2 separate regions of the Mus musculus genome follow, and region 1 is linked to region 2. The links are chromatin loops, found by intact Hi-C in ENCODE. Cell type or tissue: left cerebral cortex. All regions are shown on one strand.

What was found. A loop is a pair of places that touch in the nucleus more often than their neighbours do. Peaks named below come from ENCODE experiments on the same cell type or tissue, not always from the same donor. Only the 100,000 strongest peaks of a DNase experiment are listed, where the experiment ranks them.
Region 1: a loop joins it to region 2, with 2.2 times the contacts of the local background. A loop is called at or near these places in 4 of 42 quality-filtered maps.

Annotation. Positions count from the first base shown.
Region 1 is chr2:166,467,256-166,475,255 of GRCm38, reverse strand. It overlaps Gm30908 (a long non-coding RNA gene), which reads right to left and starts at 3,793. Exons shown (of 2, transcript XR_375245.2): 1 at 3,366-3,793; 2 at 1,297-2,791. In left cerebral cortex, no CTCF peak of the experiment used is centred here; DNase peaks (open chromatin) are centred at 439 and 3,858; H3K27ac peaks cover 907 bases.
Region 2 is chr2:166,540,327-166,548,326 of GRCm38, reverse strand. No RefSeq gene overlaps it. Among named protein-coding and RNA genes, the nearest start is that of Gm29679, 20 kb to the left of the region's middle. In left cerebral cortex, a CTCF peak has its summit at 3,557 (motif pointing right); DNase peaks (open chromatin) are centred at 2,182 and 3,283; H3K27ac peaks cover 1,843 bases.

The DNA.
Region 1 (8,000 bases), 73 kb after region 2:
GTGACTAGGCCCTGTTGCTATGGAGAGGGTGAGGGTGGGGCAGCTGTGCAGAGTGCTGAAGACACCTGTACAGGGAATTAGAGCCTGGGCACCATTGCTCCTGGAACCAGGGTATCTGTAGGACTCAGCCAAGGCAGCCTCTGCACTGAAACCACTCTCTTCCTGGACATGTCTCCTCTGCACAAGAGTGGCCTACAAGGCTTTTGGACTGCTTTGAAAATTTTTGACCAGCTTGACCTTGGCTAAAATATGCATCCCAGTGTGGTTTGACCCTGGCTAGTCTGGGTCCAAACTGGTGAGACCCCTAGAGATGATCTTTAAGTAAAGGCTGAGAGACACCGAATGGGAGGGAGTTGGTTGAAATGACATCCTTTTCCTCCATGTAGTGTGGAGGCGTTGCTGGGATTGGGAAAGACAGATCACAGTGTGTGAGTGTTAAACAGCGGTAGCGTCTTCCCCGCTGGAGGAGAGAATAGAAGAAATGGCTCAGCGCTCCGAGGAAACATCTTCTCTCTCCCCGCCGAGGGACAGACTTACAAAGGATGATATTTACATTTTCTCCAAGCCTTTAATTTTCTCATTTATCATTTGTCAGAGCCTGAGGCCCTTCCTCAGCACGTGGTGTTTGCCAGCCGCTAACGATCCCTTTACCAAGCATCACAGTCCATCTAGGAGCTTCCTTAATGGTACTGATCTGATGCGTCAGGATCTCATTGGGCCATCAGAGGCAGGCCTCAGGCCCCTGGATCACAGGATCACTCATTCACGAGCGGAGAACGGTGGCAACCATCCTAGCCACCAGTTCCTGAGGTAATGGCTGAGTACTGAGGTGGAGGTGGGTGGGTTTCAGAGCCAGGCCAGGGCTTCCTGAGTGCTATTTGAGGGGGGTCAGGAAACTCACCCAGGCATTCTGAGTGTGCCTCATGGGAAATATTGACACAGTGCTGTCATCATTCAGTAGGAGCAGGACAAATTGGTATTGTCCTTGGTGGAGATCAGTTTGGGCCCTGCCTCAAGTGAATCCATTTTACAAAGCATCGGGTTGCTTCTTTCTGAGTGCAAATCCTAGGACAGAATAATAATCCAGCAACCGGCATCAGGGCCAGAAAAATGGCTCTTTGGGTAAAGGCATTTGCTGCCAATCCTGATGACCTGAGTTTTGTCCCCAGGACTCAGTGCTGAGGGAGAGAACTGACTCTGGGGATCCCTTAAATTATCCTCTGATTGCTACACGCATGCCCCCCCCCCACTGAATCAATAAATAAAAACATAATATAAAAAATTAAAAACAACAGCTACCATCTGTTCAGTACAAACCACGAAGTACCGAATGACACATGATTTATTTACATAGATAAATTTTTACCACCTGTGAGCTTACCAAGTCAACAGGAATACACAAACACATGGGCATACTGAAACCATATCAGAAACACCAGGCCTCTGAGCTCGGTCGCATTAGATGTAAATAAGCCCTCAACACTTGGAACACCCCAATCCTGGGACATAGTAGGACATCAACCCATCATTTGGCTACTCTTAGTCCAGGAAAATTGTCTCAGGAGAGGACCTCACACCTGTCCCCAGGCTCTGGACCAGGTATAGTTTTTCATGCTGGTGACATGCAGCCTACCTCAAAATGACACTTGGGATGGCTTGCCTATGTCTGCAGTTGACAACTATGAGTCTGAGAGCACTGAGCCCATGCTAGGGCCTCACAGGGGATACCTGAAGACATTTTGTTCTGTTTCAGCTCCCTGCCTCTGTCTGCAGGGCAGTGTCCTGAACTCTGTGACCTTGCTAAGCCCCTTGCAGCCATTGGGTAACGCATGTAGATGCCAGTGGGTGAGCTAAGAGTTAGTATAGTTACTGAGGCTGGCAAGGCCAGGTCTGGCAAGTGTAGTTGGGAGGCTTGGTGAACTGCAGACAACAAATTGACACAACTTCTGAATTTACTGGTATTCAATCTAACTTGGACACCATGGAAAGGTGTATGCCCATCTGTGTTTCTGTCACAGCTCATTCATGACACTGGAATAATCAGAGGACCATGTGGGGCTTCCAGGGTATGCCTGTGCCCTGTGTGTAATGTGAATTGGGAGATGGCTTGGGACAACTACAGTCACTTACAAGAGAGACAAGGAAGGAACATTTATCAGGTGGCTACACCTTAGAAACTAGCTTTAAGACCTCAGGAATCGGGTGTCCATCTGACATGTTATCAAATCTAGATTGTTTTATTTGCCTGTTTTAAATTTGGTGTTTTTCCTGCTGAGTGGTTAGGTCTCTCCTACAGACTCTGCTTCATGCACAATGACTCTTCTAGTGTTAGTCTGTGTGTAGGCTGCATGTGTCCTGGGGACTCAGCCTCTGAGTGATCTGTGATAGGAGAGGGAGAAGAGGGCATTTGTAAGGTCCAGGGCTGCAGGGGTAACATTCCTGGCTCTGTTGAGAGACAGACCCTGTCTACCCATGGACCTGTCTTAGTTCCTTCTGCACTAGTGTGCCCTGCTGTTTTCTTCTCTGCCAAGAGTTAGCAGAGTCTCCTCCCTGGAATGACTGAAGTGGTATCATCGAAGCTCTGACTGGGGCTCCTCTGTGTTTAATCGATCTCCCTCGGATGTCTCATGAGACTTTGATGGGCATAAGAGACCCTTGTGGTCACCACCACCATGTTCCAGATGAAGAAGCCAAGTCTTGGAGGCTCTGAGGTCACATGGAGTAGGCATAAAGTCAACTCTGGCCCGTGCAGATCTGAAGGTGACATGAGAAGAATGAGCGCCTTCGGGACCTGTGAAAGTGGGCTTGATGATCAACCCAACCTGACTGAGAAATGTTTAGAGTGAGTGTGCCTGGGGAGGAGTTTCCCAAGAAAACTGACATGTGGGACAGTGACAGAGGGGAATGGCTCATGCCGGGTGTGGGCAGGCACCACCCGATAGACTGGACGCTGGGGAGAACTAAATTGCTCGGAGCACATGGGTATTTCCTGTCCTTCCTGGGTCATTGCACCTACCTCTGCTCTCACTGCCTGGGGACATCAGACTCCTGTGTCATTTGTCACCGGCTCCTTCTCCCTCTCCTTCTCCTCCTCCTCTTCCTTCCCCTCTCCTTCTTCCTCTTGTCCTCCTCCTCTTCCTTTTGTTCCTCCTTCTCTTCCTCTTCTCCTTCCTCTTTCTCTCTTCTTCTTCCTCTTCCCCCTCCCCCTCCTCCTCCCCCTCCTCCCCCTCCTCCTCCTCCCCCTCCTCCTCCTCCCCCTCCTCCTCCTCCCCCTCCTCCTCCTCCTCCCCTTCCTCCTCCTCTTCCTCCCCCTCCTCCTCCCGCTCCTCCTCCCCCTCCTCCTTCTCCCTTGAACACAGACTTACACCACGGACTCTCCAACGGGCCTGCAGGTGCCTCGGCTTCTGGACTAAGCAGTCACCAAGTTCTCTGCTCCTCCAACTTTTCTCACCCAGCATCTGCTGAGTGATCTCATGTCCTGAGACAATGTTCATAGATGCTGTGCTGACAACTGATTGGCCAAGACATGACCAGAGTCACAACACAGGCTGCAGCTGACCTAACAGTTCATTTCAGCCCTGTTGTGCCTGTCGCCTGTCAAACCTACCCTCGCACACAATGTTGCCAATCACTAAGCAGACTGCTACACAGCCAGCTCCCCCCAGACTAGGGAGCACTGACCAGAGAGGCTGAGTCACTGGCTCCAAGGGTGGGATTTTAGCACTAAAGCTTGCTTGGTAGAATCAGGCAAAAACAACACACAAAAGCCTCCAGATTAGTTAAGCAGGGCCAGAGAGTGTTTCCTGTTTTCTCTTCCGGAGAACGAGTGCTCAGCTCATCAGTTCCCACATCTCACTTGTTCTCCCTGGCAACGGTTCCCTTGGGCACCGGCTCCCCTGGGTTTAGGCCAGGAGCCTCTGGCTTGGACTCAGGGGCTTCACTGTGGTGCATGGGTAGAGTTTCTATGTGTTTAGTTTTGTTTTTCTGTCATTAGACCCCACTGTGGCCTCTGGTATAGAGAAAGCCCATTGGGTATTAGCATTTTGGCTTGCTCTCCATTTTCTAGTCTTCCTTTTTCTATTTGCCAAATTAAGCCAAAAAAAAAAAAAAGGAGCAAGCTGGTCTTGTTCACAGCACCTTTGCTGGAGATCGTCCAGCTGTGCCCTCTGCCAGTGACTGTGCTGTGGGGTTTATCACCAGGGAGTCTCCATCGCCATCAACATTATCACCAGCAGCAGCAGCAGCAGCAGCAACAGCAGCATAATTAACATTATCAGTATCAACATCACAATTAACATTATGATTGTCATCATTGCCATCAACATTTTAGCATTGCCGTTGTCATTGTCACCATTCTCAGTGATCACATACATCTTTTGGAGGTGAACAGAAATCTTCCCAGTTTATTAGAAGTCAAGGAACCTGCATTTGCCAGTGAGTGGCAGAAGATATGGACATCAAGAAACTATGACAAACTTCAAAGGCTTAGCAGAGCTGGGGCTGCAGCTTCCAGAGAGTCGCCTGCTGTGGTCCTTCACGGTTCTTGCTCTTGGCAACTCTCTGGAACTCTTCAGCTGCCTATATCTGGCCTTTACAAAGGTATAAAAAGTGTGTTCTTTCTTTGTTCTGGGTCTCTCCTCCGGCCTGCATGCTGAGAGGGGGTTCCCCAACATGTTGGATAAGTAAAATCCTCATGTGTTTTGCAACGATGGTGGTCTCTGTGCTCTTTGCGTGAGTGAGGGTCTTCTGACAAGCTACAACAATATATATCAGTTATACACAAATGCGCGTATGCGCACACACACACACACACACAGACACGCACACACACTACACACACATGTATATGGGATTTACTAGAGTAGCTTACAGGCTGTGGTCCATCTAGTCAAACAATGGCTGTTTCCCAACAGAGAATCTAAGAGTCCAGTTCGGTCTATGAAGCTGGATGTCTCAGTTGGTCTTCAGTATATGTAGGAATCCAGGAGTAGGCTCTAATGCTAAGGAATTGAGAACTAGGGCAGTCAGGCAAAGAGGAAAATCTCTTTTCCTTGTCCTTTAGGCTGCCATGAGAAGGCCTGGCCCAGATGTAGGATAGGTCTTCTGACATCAAATGATCTGGATTTAAGGTGGGTCTCCCTACCTCGAATGATCTAGTGAATCAAAAGTTTCTCACAGATAATATCATTAACTTGGGCTTTTAGTGAATTCCAGATACAGTCAAGTTGGCAACCAAAATAGCCATCACACACCGGAAGGAAACCTCTGAACCTCGAAGGTTGAGAATCAGGCTGCTTACATACCACAAAGACTCCACCCTGTTTCTTCAACCCAAATTAAAATCTCCTTCCAAACTGAGCTGAAATACTTTTCACCTGCCTTCCTATAAGCACCAGTATCCTGCCCTTGCCACTTCTTCCTTTGTTATGGGAGATGCTTCAGAGGTGCATGCTGGTAGAGGAGCAGATAGGCTTTGCTGAATGCTCACTGCCTTTTCGGTTTTTTCCCCTCAATTAATATCGGGAACACTCACCTCTGGCTGAGACAACCTGAGTGTCCAAAGACAATAACCAGTGTCCCCTAGGTTAAAAAGAAAAGCGTCAGGTTGAGGGCCACTCTTCTTTTGTACCGATATCATCACTGTGTATTGCCATAGCAACATAGCCACATCAAAAAGCTGTTGATTTTTCATTCCTGCTTATTTTGACATTGCCCCCCTGCCACAGACTGATAGGAGCCAGCTTCAAGAGTGGCCGTGTTGACTCCATCCCATGTCGAGTGTCCTTCGTAGAACAGAGAAGCCACAAGACCTCACACTTGAGCTATGAGGCTCTGACTTTGTAGCTCTGTCTGCCAAGCCAACATCCCTAGGACAGGATGGGATTGGATGTCTTGCCCCATAGCTGCTAAGCAACAACCCACAGCCTAATGCAGTAAATAAACTGAAGCCTAACTCGGGAGTGTGGTTTTTGTAACACTGAGCTGACTTTCAGCCAATCCCTGACAGCCACCTCATTACATAGCGTCCAAAAGAGGCCAGTCCTAGCACATCCAATCAGGCACCATTCGATGTCTCGCCTGGTCCAAGCTCGAGGTTGGTAACAGCTCTTGCTTAAGCTGTGTTTGCACTGCCAGGGAACATGCTCAGAGTTCTTCCTCCTTGCCAGGGAGGCCTGCGGTAGGAATGCTTGCTCCACAGATCTTGGTTGTGTTCAGAAACTCATGTGCTTGATGGCTGCTGGTTACAGAGGTGGCGCTGTGATGGGGTTCCAAAGAGAGAGCACAGCCTTCAGTTCCGTAGGACAGTGTGGCGTTCAGGGTCTTATAGGCTTTCAGTGGGTGGGTTCCATATTGTGTGACTGAGCATGGCTCAGCCTGTATGCCAAGGATCATGGAGGTAGGTGCTAGGCAGAACCACAAACTTATCCTGTAGCTGCCAAGGGGAAGGAGAGAGCCGCAAGGCCACAGCATGGCAGGCTTTCTTATCAGAGAGAGAGAGAATGAGAGAGAGAGAGAGAGAGAGAGAGAGAGCCCAATGGGGTGTGTGGCTTGATCTCTGGGAGAGAGACAGAAAGGCAGGCAGAGGGTCTGGCATTATGTGTTTGTTATTTATATAGCTCAGGGAAACAGAAGCATAGAATGTGTTCATTTCCAGAAAGTAAGAGGCAGAGCTGGCTTTTTCCCGAGGGTCCTGTCCTTGGGGGCAGTGCCTAGCCCATTCCCGTAGGATGCCACCTTTTCCAGGTGATGCATGACTTGCTGGATGCTCAGGCACGTCTGCCCTTTGCAGGTGCCCAAAACTCCGAATCTCTCCAGTGTGACTCAGTCTCCCCTGTGGGGGTGAGACTCAGGTCTCAGTGCATCCTTCTTGGGTCAGGGGAGGAGGCTGCAATGGTGTGGGCCATCAAGGTGGACTGTAGCTTACTTCTTACTCTCCATTGGATCTGAGGGTGCTGGTCACAGGAAACACTTGGTAGGCAGGATGGCTATTATTAGTTGTCGACTTGACCACCTCTGGAATGAACTAAAACCCCCAAGTGGAGGCCACACTTGTGAGGAATTTTTGCTTAATTTGAAGTAGGAAGCTCTCCTTACCACCCAGATCCTTGCAGTAGAGAGACACGCCTTTAATCTGGATATTGAGTTGGAGAAAACCCACACTTTTTAATCCAGATCATTAGAGCTGGGAAAACCCACCTCTAACCTCGGCCACACCTTCTGCTGGAATCCTATATGGCATGGAGGAAGGATGCTCTCTCTTCTGCCTGCTTGCCCTCACCTTGCTGGCAAGTGCATTCCTTCACTGGCATTAGAGCCTACTTCTTTGGGATTTCAGCACATGCTGAAGACCAACGGAGACATCCAGCCTTGTGGACTGAGGAACTACTGGATTAAATCCCCCTTTATCTGACTCTGTATTCGTATCCATGTCTGTATCCATCCATCCCTCCCTCCCTCCCTCCCTCCCTACCTCCCTCCCTCCCTCCATCCATCCATCCATCCATCCCTCCATCCCTCCATCCCTCCATCCATCCATCCCTCCATCCATCCATCCCTCCATCCCTCCATCCATCCATCCCTGCATCCCTCCATGCATCTGTCAGTCTACCTATCTATCTCTTCATTCTGTAAGCTCTGTTGCTTTAGAGAACCTTCACTAATACAGTTGGGGAGCAGACATGCCTCCTCTCTTTAGGAGAGTGAGGGTTACAGACAACATTCTGGGACAGCAGTGACCATCATCAGACCACAAGGAAAGTCAACACGAGTGTGAGGGTCTAGTGTCGGGACAGAAGGACAACAAAGGAGTATAAAGTACACTGCTTCCTGAACACGCCTGAAGTCCTCCTACCCAGATACGAAAGCCGATGCACCCCCTTCACTGTTTAGCTCAGCTTGACTTTTGTGTTGCTCTTGGCAACCCTGAGTATTCTAAGCAATATCCTCTTTCTTCCTAGTGAGGTCAAAGAGAGGGCATTCGAGAAGCTGCCTGCATCTTG
Region 2 (8,000 bases):
TCTTGTTGGATGTCGGATCATAGCTGTAGAACCCAATCCGGTCAGTGTGCCCTGAATCTGGATCTGGCCTTCTGCTGTGCTTTCATGTTTTCCCCAGATATACTCTCCAGTATGTGCCAGGCGATTGTGTTTCAATGGCTCTGTCCTGAGAAAGTGCTGGGAAAGCGCTGCTCTGTCAATATTTGGTATGTGCTTACTGACGCTTCTTTACATGTTTGTCTCATCATGTTCTTCTGAACTCCAACAGCCTCCCCTGGGCCACTGCTTTCTTTGTTACATTCGTGTATAGAAGTCCACTGACTCTGAAGTAAGCTTGTCTAAAGCGTTAGGCTGTGGTCTGCCCCGTTCTTTCAGGTCCTCACAGCTCAGGTCTCACAAACATAGATGTGCACAGGTCGGAGAACGTCAGTAATGCTGGCTGAGGGAAGTGGTGGTTGTAGGTTCTCCAAGGTCCATGACATCACTAGCCCTGCGGACTTGCCTAGGTTTCTGTGGTCCTCCCCGCTCTCGTGGTCATCGGCCTATATGGTTCACGAGGGCAGTGGGAGCAGAGGGGACAAACGGGTTGGAAGCTCTGTGAGTCCGAATGGTGAATGACCACACTGGGACCACCTATCAGGAGGCAGATCAACTTTACTTTGGGTGATTCAAGGCTTATAAAGTTTTGGGGAACTGAGGGTAGGGACATCCAGGGTGGGCAAAGGTCATTGGCTGGGGGATTAGGGTACCGAGATGCCTCATTAGCATAATGGAAGCATCTCAGAAATCTCAGGTTGTAATCAGGAGAAAGGAAATTGATCCTGTGATCTAACTAAGGCAATATAACACACCTCAGGTAGAGTCTGAAGTATATGCTATCTTCAGCAATGGGGACTTACCTTCCTCCTCTGGGAGGCAACCAAGGACAATAGCGATAGCCTATAACATTTTGGAAGGCTCTTGGATAACCCTGACCAACAACACAAGAGAAGGCTTCTCATGCCTGGTGCTGAGGTTTTTGTCAGATGGTCTATTGCTCCCGTTGGAGTCTCCTGAGCCCGGAATGCAGTCCTCTCCTTATTGGCTTACAGCAAGAAGCCCAGCCACCTGGAATCCTTACTGCTCCACACACAGGCACATAGCTGCTCTGGCTTAGCACCGGCTTCAGGCAGACATAGGAGTCTCCCTTGTTCTTTATGTCACCTGGATAGCCTGAAGTGGCGCCTGAGGTTTGATTCCAGGCTCGGTGTCCTGCACATCTCCTGCCACCAAAGCCATAGCCACTGTCACCTCTTCTTGAGCCACTGCAGGCATTTTCATGGCTCTGTCCATTGTCCCCATAGCTGAGGAGAACTCTGAACACAAGAGTTAGGCCTTGTCACCTTTCTATCCACTGTCACCCTATCTCTTAGGTGAAGCCATAACCCTGGCCTTGGCTGTAGCTTGAGCCACATGTTTTTCTTGGTCCTCTGGACCTACCTTCTTCTGGGACTGTCGGTGTTGTCTGGGTGACCCATGCCATGGGCTCCTTGCTTCTGGCTTTGTGCACCCAGTGAAGGCCCTTGAAAGGGGGGTCACAGGCATGGTTGTTGGGGTGCCAGCTTATTTTCGGGGTCCCCTGGAGCTGACCATGCTCTGGCTTTCCTGTTCTCCAGTCATGCGAGCTTTTCCTGGGAGACAAAAACAAATGTCCGTTCATGCCAGAGAGCCAACTATAGTAATGCTTGAGCCAAACTCCAACTTGTGAACCAGCAAGTTTGTTGGGCTTTTATTAGTATAGATGAGAGGTTATGGGGTTGTGGGAACCCCAAAGCAGCACAGCATCAAATTTCACCCCAGCCGGGATGCGGCATCCCCACAGCTTCCCTGTAACTTAATAGATGACGTCCCCTCTTCACTTAACTGTCCATACTGTCTGTCACCTCCTGAGACCACAAGTGCATGTGCTCTGGGGGAGCCCTCTCAGTGCCCTGCACACCCTCCTGTCTGTGTGGCGCCCTGCTTTCCCTGCTGAGTCCCCAGCATCATGTGGTTGGCTTCCTTCATCAAGGCCATAAAGCCATGATCCCACTGCACAGTGCTCGGCTTGCTCAGCCTCTGCTGAACTCCAAGGCTGAGACACAGTGCTGAAGAGTGTCCAGTGGATACTGACGAGGGAATAAACGATCAGCCTGCAGCATGGCCTCACACTGTCTGCCCCCACATGTCTGAATATGCAGGCACCACGTCCTTGCAGGAATTGGGCTTACTGCAACAGCACAGGCTCCAGGGGGGAGCCAGCTCTGCGGATTCAGAAACTGCTGCTTGTCTAGAGGCGTCCTCCTCCCTCCCACCCCTTTCTCTCCCACCCACCCTGCAGAGGCCTTCGTCTCCGAGGCTCCATCTTCTCCTCTCCATCTTTGCCCTTCCCTTGTTCTCTGAGCCTCTGCCCTCACCTCTTCATTGCCTCTTGGAAGCAGAGCCCTGACTTCCAGGAAGTGATGTCACGGGGCTTCCCTGGAAGGCTCCACCTGTCTTTGTCCTGGAGGCCTGGCTTGTCCTCTAGGTCCTATACCATCTGGTTTCTCTGGGTCACTGGGATTCCCTCAGACACAGCCTCTCCATGGCCAGCAGCATGCTGCTCAGATCCCCCAAGGGGTGGGGCTGCCTTTTGGTCCCCTTACCCCCCCCCCCCCGCCCCAGCCCCTTCCCAAGGACTTGGTGTCAGACAGTCACAGACAGAACATACAATGCCACTGCTCGCCATAAAAGCCAAGATAGAATTTTAAAGCTCTGTAAATATTTAAAAGTAATGAAATTAAACTCGGACGCTCTTAAGATGGCAGTAAATCTCAGGCTGCATGGTGATGAGGGTCCGCTGTCCAACGCAGTAAAAGACGTACGCATCGGACGTTAGGGATGGCCTGCCTGGCCCATAAATCTGAAATAAAACTAACATACACACTGTGGGAGGCTCTTAGGTCCAACTCTGTTGGTCTCAGGATTTAGGAATCTGTTTTGCATATTTGGTGGGGCAGGGCAGTGGTGGTGGAGGGGTGTGGGAGTGTGGGGAGTGGGATCAAAGGGAGAGAGTGGGTAGGGAAAGTGGGAGGAGGGGGTGGATGGTGGTGGTGGGGTGTCCCAGACTGTGGTCTGGAGCTGACAGGAAGGTGTATGACACTAATGAGCTAAGGACAATTTCAAAAACAGCATCTCAGGTTGCACTAACTTGTAGCTCAGCCTGGGACTGGAGGGAGGGGACAGGAAGAGGAGGCTGCTCTGTGCTGTGATCTCACATTTAGCTGTGTTGCCTGTCTGGGAAGCCATCTGTCCATGAAGGTGTGTGGAAACTGCCATTTATTTTAGAACATTGGAGGCTTTGTATCAAATCGTGTTTCAGAGGATGCAAGACTGATTCAAACTGACTTAATCCAATACAGGAAGTTACTGAGCAGCTATCTCCCCCATTAACCCTAGCCTGCTATCCAGCAGTGAGCAAACCCGATGTAGAGGTTCTAGCCACACCTCTGCCAATTCAAGTAGTCTAGTCAGATGGGGCTGAGACACAGACATGGGGATGGGTAACCTCTAGGGGGCGCTGCATCGAGGCTGCCTGCATGGGTGGGCTTGATACTCACCTATAGAAAAAGCCCAGTAAGAACTGGTCAGGTGAATGAAGTGCACTGTTGGAGGTGTGGCCTTTTGGAGGGAGTGTGTCACATGGGGATGGGCTCTGAGGTCTCAGATGCTCAAGCCGGGTCCAGCGTCATCCTCCCTTCCATCCGGATGTAGAACTCTCAGCTCCTTATCCAGTACTGTGAACCTCTGAACTATAAGCCAGCCCCAGTTAAAGGCTTTCCTTTATAAGAGTTGCTGGGATCACAGTATCTCGTGATCGCAGTGACTCTTCGCAGCAATGGAAATCCTGGCTAGGAAAGGAGCCTGTAGACTCTCAGGAAAGCACAGACATCTGTATCCATTCCCATGACACCACCCACTCCCCTACCCTACATGTTCGCGATGTTCTCCAGGGCTCTGAGCCTGGTGCTGACCTCCAGCTTCACCTTGCCCTTCACCCCCTGGTTGTCAAGGCCCTCCTGCCTGGATTCTGCTGTTTCCTTTCCCATTGGCCTTAAAGTTGGGTGTCCCTGGCTCTGTCTCCTGCTCCCTCTGCTCCCTGGATCTTGTGGGCAGGTCCCCCGTGTTCATGGTCTCACTTCTTGCCATAGTGTTGTTATTACATTCTGCTCATATGTTTCTTAAATCTAAGACCAGGACCCCATTGATTTCACACTTACTGTATACAGAGTGCTTTGCTAAGCAGCTCACTGATGCTCTCTTGCAACCCAGACAAGATTCAAGATGCAGAGACAAGTCGTGGGTCAGGGCTGAGACCACCGTGTCCTGCCGTCATCTGCCCAGATGCACAGATCTAAGATCTGACCCTCAAACCCTGAAATCCCCCTGTCTCAGGCTGATGCCTAGTCCCACTCTGTCTGTTTCCTCTTGCTCCTGGAACTGCATTGGGGGAACAGTCCTTTCCATGTGAAGGACCCGAGGTCTCTGGGCTCACAGATAAGTACAGGGAAACCAGGGACATTAAACATGCAACTTGTCTATCCGACAAAGGGGATGCGTATACCTGTTTCCTCCCACCCCCTGAAAGCTCAGGGTGGATAATAGCCTGGTGATCTGTGTTATCTGAAGGACCAGGCCACACCTGAATCCCCTGGACTCTCCCTCCCCAGACCTTTATCTTAGCTTTGTTTCTCAGTCAGTAGAACCCATCTTCAGAGGTAATGTCACAGGTACTTTGCAGTGTGCTGGCCTCTATACTATCTGCATGATCAGGATCACACCAGATCCTAGTTCCTTAAGCTATAGAATCCATCTTTATGGTAGAGGTCACATGTGCTTGGCAAAGGAGTTTCGATGCAGTCACGCCCTAAGCTTTATTGTGGACACAGGACTGAGATCATTGCTACCAGGGATTTTTCCCTCCAAAATTGTACTGCACTCAAGTATCTTTAACATACACTACTCAGGGTCAGACACTAGAAGTCTGAACCAACACCTGCTAAGTCTTGCTGAAACGGATTTCCTGCTTGCCTCGGGCAGACTGTTTCCCTGTCGGCTATAGCATTTTCAGGGGCTCCACACATCTGGGCCATTTCCCATCCATTTTCCTTCGGGTTTTCAAAACAATTGCAATATTCTTATGGGTCTAAAAGTGTCACAGGTCCCCAGGACAGTTTCCAGTGCACATCCCAGACCATGTGACCTACAGCCCCTGTAGCTTTCTACAGTGGGGGTTTCCTTGTAGACTGGGGTGGTCCTGGGCACACTGGGGTGAGGTTAGTCATCTTGGCTTGGGGTCACTCAAGTTCTGAGTCAGCTATGTGGCCTTGGGAAAACTTAGAAACCTCTCTGCTCTCCAGGTCCATTATCTGTCAGCATAATGGGAATAATGGGACTTGACCCTGTGGGGAGTCTGAGAATTCCGGGGTCCATATGAGTTACAGAGACACCACAAATGAGGCCTCTTACAGACGGAAGAGTTTATTGGGAGCTTACAGATTCAGAGGTCTAGAGTCCATGCTGCCATGGAAGGTGCAGGCAGGCAGGCAGGCAGGCATGGCGTTAGAGTAGCAGCTGACATTCGTTCTACAAGCAGGAGGCAGAGAGAAGGCTGACTGGAACAGAGTGGGCTTTCGAAACCTCAGAACCCAAGTTCAGGGACGTACCACTTCCAACAAGGCCACACCTCCTGATCCTTCCCAAACAGTTCTACCCACTGGGAATCGAGCATTTAAACCTATGAGTCTAGGGGCCCCGGGGTCTATTCTCATTAAACGCACCACAGAATCCCACACTCACCTGCCTGATTCAGGACTCATTAATTCATCAGCCTGCTTTGCGGTTTGGTTATACAGCTGTCCACCTCTGCCCTCGGGGCCCCAGGCAGAGACTCTGTGCTGCAGTCCATCAATACTTGAGATGATGAGCACCTGCTCTCAGATTAGAGCCCATTGATTAGATGTCAGGCGCAGGGCAGCAAGGCATCTTCACGTGCTGCTTTAAAATTCCAGTCCCCGTGGCTTAGCCACTGGAATGAACTTTGCAAGTGCTCCCTGCCAGTGGGGTAAACCTGCTCCCTACTGTGACCTGCATTTCTGCAGCTTTGCCCCAGGTTCCTCTAACCCTGACCCCGACAAGGTCCTCTACAGCTCACCAGGACCCAAAGGGCACAGGGTATCGCCTGCCCCATGAATATTTACAGAGTGCTGCACACCGAGCTGCATCTCCAGGTATGCCAGTGAAAGACACAGAGGAAAAAAAAAAACCAATCACCCATGGGTTTAGCCTAATAAGGAAGAGAGGGAAGAAGGAAGGAAGCGAGGAACGTTGGAGGGAGAGTAAGAGACAAGAGAGAGGGAATGGAGGAGGCAGGGAGGGAGGGAGGAAGAAAGGACGAGGGAGGGGAAGGAGAGGAGAGAAAGAAGGAAGAGACAGAGAGACAGACTTAATGAGAAGCAGAGGAGAGCCCGAATGCTGGCACCCCAGCTCCTTGCTGCTTTTCCCTCAGGGCCTCAGTTCCTCGGCTCCCCTTCCCGCTGCTGTGGGTCCCTGGAGGCTGTTCAGCGCTGGCTTCGCTAATTGATATAAACGACCTGCTTCTCACTGTCTCGTCAGCTCAGCACACTTTCATATTAATTGGGCTGGAGGAGGAAAATTAAGTGTTTCAGCCTGCCATCGTTCAAGATGAGGAATGTGGAAACAGAATATGGAGAGAGGGGTGGGGGCGAGCAGTCAGAACCCCCCAAGGGGAGGGGATAGAGGCCCCCCCCTGCAGAGGGAGGGGACCAGACTTCTCGGGCAGCCTGGCAGCCCTTCCTGTGCACATGGGTTTATGCCCATCAGGTGGGGCTCAGCCCAAATCATGGCTGCCCCCTTAGGCATCACTCCCTGACCCCCAGTCAGGCATAGGCACTGCTCCCTGACCCCTTGGTCACAAGGTCTACAGAGCCAACCTGGAGAGTCTGAAAGCAAAGAGAACACACCAGCCAGATGGCAAAGTCCCATGGTCAGGTGGCATCCAGGACCCAGCTGGCTTTTCTCAGCCTGACAGCTAGCTGTGCTCTCTCCTTCCTTACTGGGGAGGGCCCTTGCCAGAGCTGCCAACCCAAGACCTCTTTGTGGTATTGCTTTACTGTGGCTCTCAAGTGTGGTTCACATGATTGGACCCCCCCAATTCATGTATGCCCCTCAAATACAGGAGACAAGGGGGTGGGATTTACTCAGGGTCAGGGCTGTTCCTTGGGATGCTCTGGGAGGCCTTAGAAGAAGAAGGTGTAGCTACAGGCTACGATGAAAGCCTTTCTGGTTGGGGCTCCGCTCTAGTGCAGAGCCCAACTGGGCTGCTGTCTCCAACCCACAGCACGTGACCCAAATGTAGAAGTCGGGACTCTCCAAGGATCATCAGCATACGGTGTCCAGAAGAGAGAAGGAGAGAAGAGTATGAGCCACCTGCCACACTAGAAAAGTTTCACTGCATGCAGAGGAGACAGTGGGCAGTTTTCCGCCCCTGGACAGCTAGGTTCTAGCCTGGGAGGGTAGATATAATTATTATTCTGACAAAATCCCTGATAGGAAACAACTTAACAGAAAACAGGATGATTTTGTCTCCTGGAGACTCGGTCCTTCATGGGGCAGAGTGTAAGGGTGGGAAAAATCACTGAAGGAAGATCCCGGATTCAGATAATGTGCCAAGACAACACATCCAGCCTGTGGGGATCAGCCATTTTCCAAAATGGTGACCCCAGACAAAGGCATGCAAGCCTTCTTATAGGGAACCAGGGGAACTCTCTAGAAGGATTAGGTCATCTAACAGTTCATTGGTGGATGTTAGGGGGTCACAGGAGGTCAGTGGTCTACATTCCTATGTCATGGATGTTTAAACATGATGAACTAGGGCTGCCCAGTGCAGGTGGCACATTTGAGATAAGATGTTTCCCCTTTTTTGTGGCTGTCCCCAGGCTGTT